2 separate regions of the Homo sapiens genome follow, and region 2 is linked to region 1. A link is a contact called in ENCODE Hi-C or POLR2A ChIA-PET data. All regions are on one chromosome and are shown on one strand. Each heading gives the region's core, a stretch centred on a gene start or an enhancer-like site at or near the end of the contact. The rest is flanking DNA. Distances are from core to core; before and after follow the strand shown.

Region 1 (3,740 bases), core at 437-2,936:
AATATCTTAATAGCTTCAGAGTAAGAAAAGACTTCTTAAACAATAAGAACACAGACCAAAAAGAACGGATTAATAAACTTTAAACCAGAATTTATCTTCATCAAAAGATACCACAAAAGAAAATGAAAAGATAAGCCACAATTGGGAGAAGATATTTGCAACGTGTATAATATCTAAGGATTAGGATATGTAAGACACATAATATATGGCCACAAATAAATGATTAAAATGAAAAAAAAAAACCAGAAAAATAGACAAATGACCTGAGAAGCCATTTTACCAAAAAAGTAAAATCCAAATAGCCAATAGATCTATTTTAAAAAGCCCAAACTCATTAATGATCACAGAAATGCAACAAAGGCCGGGCACAGTGGCTCACGCCTGTAATCCCAGTACTTTGGGAGGCCGAGGCAGGTGGATCACTTGAGGTCAGAAGTTCGAGATCAGCCTGGCCAACACAGTGAAACCACATCTCTACTAAAAATACAAAAAACTGACTAGGCGCGGTGGCTCATGCCTGTAATCCCAACACTTTGGGAGGCCAAGGTGGGTGGATCACTTGAAGTCAGAAGTTCAAGACCAGCCTGGCCAACACGGTGAAACCGCATCTCTACTAAAAATATAAAAAATTGACTAGGCGCAGTGGCTCACGTCTGTAATCCCAGCACTTTGGGAGGCCGAGGCAGGCGGATCACGAGGTCAGGAGATTGAGATCATCCTGGCCAACATGGTGAAACTCCATCTCTACTAAAAACAAAAATTAGCTGGGTGTGGTGGTGCACGCCTGTAATCCCACCTACTCGAGAGGCTGAGGCAGGAGAATCACTTGAACCCGGGAGTTGGAGGTTGTAGCGAGACAAGATTGCCCCACTGCACTCCAGGCTGGTGACAGAGTGAGACTCCCTCTCAAAAAAAAAAAAAAATTAGCCGGGTGTGGTGGCGCCCGCCTGTGATCCCAGGTACCCGGGAGGCTGAGGCAGGAGAATCCTTTGAACACGAGAGGCAGAGGTTGCAGTGAGCCGAGATCCTGCCACTGCACTTCAGCCTGGGCGACAGGGTGAGAGCCTGTCTCAAGAAAAGAAAAAAAGGAAATGTAAATTAAAACCAAAACGAAATACCATCATCACCAACAGACTTGCAAAAACTTAAGTCTGGCCATATCAAGTGCTGACAAAAATGGAAAACAACAAATGCACACATCCATTACTGGTGAGAATGCACACTACTACATCCATTCGTGAAAAGAAATTGGCGTTACCTAATAAAGTTTGAATGTACACAGATATGTTACCCAGTAACTCAACTCCCAGGTTCATATTCTAGAATAATTCTTACACATGTGCACCGGAAAACATGTTTAAAATAGTCATAGCAGGAATGTCCATGAAAGCAAAACACTGGGAAAAATTCAAAACTCTATTAATAATAAAATGAATAAATTGTAGCAAATTCTATGAATTTACACCCATTAACATGAATAAATCTCAAAGCGTAATGCTGAGAAAAAGATGTAAATCTCAGAAGAACACAAACAGTATAAGTTCAACAGATAAAGTTCAAAATACGGCTAAACAAGACAACACACTGTTTAAAGACATACTTAATAGATGATACATTAACTAATAAAAGTAAGGAAATGACTCACAAAAGTCAAGATAAAGGTTACTTCTTGGGAGTTATGATTGAAAACACGGCAGTTTCTACGGTCTTGACAATGTTATACTTCTTACACTGGGTGGCAGATGTTTAAGTGTTTATTATTATTTAAACTGTATGTGTTTTATAAACGCTAATGTATGTTTAATATATTTCACAATAAAACCAATAAAGGGGAAAAAGAATGAGTATAAGAATGAAATTAAGAAGAGAAGAATTTTTAAAAGTCTGGCTGGGAAGGCAAGAAAAAATGTAGGACAATAGCTAACAGGGGCACAGGGGGCCGATTAGACCCAGGTATGTTTAAATACCAATGAAAAGGTTCCAGGGGAGTTGGAGAGGTTGGAAATATGGAATGAGGAAATAATTTCTAGAAGAAGGTTTCTAAGAAGATCCATGGAGATAAGATTCAGAGAAAATGTGAAAAAAGGATACTTCTTCCACGTTAACTTGAGGGAACAAAGAAAGAAGCAAGGACTTAATATGCCCACCTCCCTTCAACAAAGTGCAATTCCGTTGAAAGCCAGGTACTGCAGCACTTAGAACAGTGCTAATGGGCAGGGAAAAGAGGCAAGGACTGTGTCAGGCAACTTCACAAAGTATGCATTGATTCTCCGAGAAGAACACATAGTTAACACTTAACAAATACTCAAAAATCACCTATTAGCTAACTTCACAAATACTGAAATTACTTATTAGAAAAGTTCCCATTAAAGTATTACTCTTAAGGAGATAGACACACAAAAAACCCTTCAAAAAGCCATCCTCCTGAAACTACTCCAAACAACTGAAAACAAGGGATTTCTTCCTAACTCATTTTATGAGGCCAGCATCATCCTGATACCAAAACCTGGCAGAGATACAACAAAAAAAGAAAACTTCAGGTCAATATCCATGATGAACATCAATGCAAAAATCCTCAATAAAATACTGGGCAAACCGAATCCAGCAGCACATCAAAAAGCTTATCCACCATGATCAAGTGGGCTTCATCCCTGGATGCGAGGCTGGTTCAACATATGTAAATCAATAAACATAATTCATCACATAAACAGAACTAAAGACAAAAACCACATGATTTTCTCAATACAGAAAAGGTCTTCAATAAAATTCAACATCCCTTCATGTTAAAAACTCTCAATAAACTAAGTATTGATGGAACAGACCTCAAAATAATAAGGGCCATTTATGACAAACCCACAGCCCATATCATACTGAATGAGCAAAAGCTGGAAGCATTCCCTTTGAAAACGGGCACAAGACAAGGATGCCCTCTCTCACCACTCCTATTCAACACAGCATTGGAAGTTCTGGCCAGGGCAATCAGGCAAGAGAAAAAAATAAAGCGTATTCAAATAGAAAGAGAGGAAGTCAAACTGTCTCTGTTTGCAGATGACATGATCCTATTCCTAGAAAACCCCATCGTCTCAGCCCAAAAACTTCTTAACCTAATAAGCAACTTCAGTAAACTCTCAGGATATAAAATCAATGTGCAAAAATCACAAGCATTCCTATACAGCAACAATAGACAAACTGAGAGCCAAATCATGAATGAACTCCCATTTACAATTGCCACAAAAAGAATAAAATACCTAGGAAAACAGCTAACAAGGGAAGTGAAGGACCTCTTCGAGGAGAACTACAAACCACTGCCCAAGGAAATAAGAGAGGAAACAAACAAATGGTAAAACATTCCATGCTCATGGATAGGAAGAATCAATATCATGAAAATGGCCATACTGCCCAAAGTAATTTGTAGATTCAATACTATTCCCATTAAACTACCATTGACATTCTTCATAGAATTAGAAAAAAAAACTTTAAAATTCATATGAAACCAAAAAAGAGCCCATATAGCCAAGACAATCCTAAGAAAAAAGAACAAAACTAGGGGCATCGCGCTACCCAACTTCAAACTATACTACAAGGCTACAGTAACCAAAACTTCATAGGACTGGTGTAAAAACAGATACATAGACCAAGGAAACAGAATAGAGAACTCAGAAATAAGACCGCACATCTACAACCATCTGATCTTCAACAAACCTGACAAAAACAAGCAATGGGGAGAGGATTCCCTACTT
Region 2 (3,346 bases), core at 94-2,593, 350 kb before region 1:
AGTTAATATGCAAGCTCTGTGGAATATGAAAGCACTCTGTCAAAAAAAGAAAAACGTTATTATTCTACTACTTCATGTATATGTGATTGGACCTTTATGTTTATGATATACCACTGAGGCAGGAAAAATGCACAAGAGATTAAGAGACGATGATTTCTGAAAGGAATAACATAATCATATTGTAAAGGAAGGATATAAAGTGAATGAAGTTTAGGAAAAATGAGGTTCCTTTCTTGACCAGACTACAAGGAAATGGAAAGCAAGTCAACATAAAGTAACAGTTGCCTTCAAACCAGTGAATCGAATTTGGGGTAGTCCCAGAATCCTACGGTATTTAGCACATTGTGTCATAATCTATTTAGCATATAATCTTCTAAATATAACAACACACTGGAGAAGGAAAAAAAAGTAAATATGTTTTTCTGCTAAATAACTGATCCAATGATATATATGTATTCATTAGAAAAGTTCTAAAAGTAGCAATGGAGAGAAGGGAAAAGAACTTCACTACCTCAGAAAGAAATTTGGCAAAAGATAAAAACAGTGAACACGACCTTAGTGCTACCCAAAATAACAACTTAGCTAAAGATACTAGAAATGATGACATAAAGCCAGAAAACATTTTTCAGGGAAGCATTTTGCCTAAAGTATTTTGGAGGTGGTTACTTAGTGAACAGAAACACATCTGGGAATGCATCTGGAAGAAAATATAATTATCTAATCCTTGCTGAATCATTCTTTTTTTTTCTTTTGCATTTATTTTCTTTTCTTCTGATAAATATTCTACTTATGTTTCCAAGCCACTAGGACTAAAACTAGATGAATAAGGCAGAATAAAATACTAATTTAATGTAACATAGCTTTATCAGATTGTGTTCCAATAAGCACACATGAATGACCAGGACTAATGATAGGAAAGAAAAATTACTCAGGATGTTAATAATTTAGCATCCTTTTTGCAGATAGACTGGAAAAGTAGGTCATAGGATGGGCTGGATGATATAAGTTAGCTCAATGACTCACTCACAGTCATCATCCTGCCATAAAGCCAAGTAATACTGGCTTTATGCCCTTGTGCCCCTTCCATTGAATGAGTATACAGCGGAGAGATCACAGAATGAAACTTCCTCTGCAAGTCTGCTACTTCCCCTCTAGTTTGTTCTCTCCTCGCCCTGCAAAAGATTCCCCTTTACCCATGAGTGCTCATTGCTTATTAGCTGTGGTATTTCACTGGGCAATCTCTGGGTATAGTGAACTTACGGGAATAATAATAAATATCACAGTGCTAAAATGGTTAATATTCTATAAGCAACAAGGGAAATTAACCCTGAAGTGCACAGTACCTTAAGAAATGATAATGGCAAATTCTAAAATGAACAATATCATGGGATTAAAAATCAACATGGAGACGCCACAGTAAGATGCAACTTAACGTTAGATCCATGCAACTTGCAGGTAAAAACAAAACCGTTTATTAATTCATTCAAATTGTATTTACCAAGTGAGAAAGATAGAGATGTTAACTATTTAAGGTCTAGTTAACATAAACTAAAAAGCTACTGGACTTCTAACAAAATACTCTGTCTAAAGAGTTAGGTCTTTTAATATATAAACTGTTTCATTTCCTAAATATCTATCCGTAGGATATTCTTACATGTTTCTTTCACATTTTAATGTGTGAACTTGAGGACTTAAAGATTCTTTTACTTAGCATTAAAACATATGCTTAAGAACTGCGCATGTTGTCATTTTTTGAATATATGTTAATGCATGGTTTATGTTGGGGAGTGACTATACATTCACTGCTGCTCAAATGATAGAGGCCCAATTAAAGTAATTGTCTAATGCCTCAAGGCCCTGGGAACCCTAATTATATCATCCCCAACATAACGCAGTACAAAAATCATTGAATTGGGAAGTAACTCTCTCAAAAACACATGAAAAAAGAAAAAAGAATCATTCATGTTTTATACTTTAAAAAACATCTCAGTAATAAGTTTAAAAGATAACAGAAACATCAGTTATGTGACAATGAATGATAGTAAAATATATAAGATACATATTTTAAAATACAAAGACAAATTTTTTTTGAAAGACAGGATCTTGCTCTGTCACGCAGGCTGGAGTGCAGCAGCATGATCATAGCTCATTGTAACTTCCAACTTCCAGGCTCCAGTGATCCTCCTGCCTCAGCCTCCCTAGTAGTTGAGACTACAGGTGTACATCAGCATGCTCAGCTAGTTTTTTTATTTTTATTTTTTTGTAGAGATACGGTCTCACAGGCTGGTCTGGAACTCCTGGGCTCAAGTGATCCTCCTACCTCAGCCTCCCAAAGTATTGGGATTACAGGTGTCAGCCACTGCACCCAGCCAAACACAGATTATTTCTAAAACCAGAATTGCACCGCTTGCTTTGTTCTATATAGTTTCTTCCCCTATCCCTACAAATCCCATTTTATACTTCAAAAAATCATCTTATCCATTTAGATAAAAACATCAAATTACTCAGTTAATGTTCAATTGGATTAATAAATCTGAATAGAATAATTTAAGTCATATGATTGCTCATGGCCAGCTGTTTTAAATTAGTATATTAAGTCATTTAGACGCTCTTCTTTGCAAAGGTTGCATGATTTAATAAATTCCCATATGCCTCAACATGTGCCAACACTGCTAGGTTATCTTGTATCCAGCTGCTGTTGTGATGATGGCTGCCAACTTTCAAACAACTGAAGAGAATAATGAACCAGCTTAGTTGGCTCATATGTAAACTTACATTGCTACCAGCTAAAACATGGGCCATTTTCAACTGCAAAGAAAATTAATTAAAAAGATTTCACTTCCACTTTCATGGCTCTACCAATACCACAAAATTAGCAGTTTGAAAGCTTGCAGCTTCAGGTAAACTCCCACAGTTTGGATTTCAATCTTAAATGCTATAGGTTGTCTTAAAAAATGGATTTTTTAAGGAAACAGATCAGGAAATGCCTTGTCCATAACTCATAACACAAATATTTGAGAAGCCTCACACTGCTGGAGAAAAAAGAGAGACTTATTTGTTAAAGGCACATTACAAAAAAGGCTTCAAAGACTTCAGGGGAAATGAGAGATGTAAATGAAATGGGCCGCCATTTAGAAAGGATTTAAAAAGCAAACAGAAAAAGAAAGCACCAAACATACCACTTTAAGTCAGGATCATTTTATGAATGAGCGTTAGGCACAAATCAGGGCAACATGATAGTGTTAGGCCCCTCCAAGAGTGAAAATACTGTGTTGAATTTTAATAAAGGCTGGACAAGACAATTTTGTGCTGGATCAGTTATCCAGGCTAGTGGCTCTAAAGAAAG

The links. Hi-C counts contacts between places; a loop is a spot of excess contacts on that map. ChIA-PET counts read pairs that join two places held with the same protein, here RNA polymerase II (POLR2A).
Region 2: a loop to region 1 is called in a map of PC-3, with 6 times the contacts of the local background. The contact joins two enhancer-like sites. A Hi-C loop is called at or near these places in 1 of 168 maps with a recorded cell type or tissue (PC-3). POLR2A ChIA-PET finds 5 or more read pairs at or near these places in 3 of 52 experiments (HEK293, activated CD8-positive, alpha-beta memory T cell and naive thymus-derived CD4-positive, alpha-beta T cell).

Annotation. Positions count from the first base shown.
Region 1 is chr6:20,650,802-20,654,541 of GRCh38, reverse strand. All of the region lies in intron 5 of CDKAL1 (CDKAL1 threonylcarbamoyladenosine tRNA methylthiotransferase), which reads right to left. Among named protein-coding and RNA genes, the nearest start is that of CDKAL1, 120 kb to the right of the region's middle. Within about 2 kb of position 1,686, at least 4 of the 41 ENCODE cell types and tissues checked have a DNase peak (open chromatin) inside an H3K27ac peak, as active enhancers do; they include PC-3, where a contact is called at or near this core.
Region 2 is chr6:21,003,708-21,007,053 of GRCh38, reverse strand. The region is part of intron 11 of CDKAL1 (CDKAL1 threonylcarbamoyladenosine tRNA methylthiotransferase); the gene reads right to left. Among named protein-coding and RNA genes, the nearest start is that of CDKAL1, 470 kb to the right of the region's middle. Within about 2 kb of position 1,343, at least 6 of the 41 ENCODE cell types and tissues checked have a DNase peak (open chromatin) inside an H3K27ac peak, as active enhancers do; they include PC-3, where a contact is called at or near this core.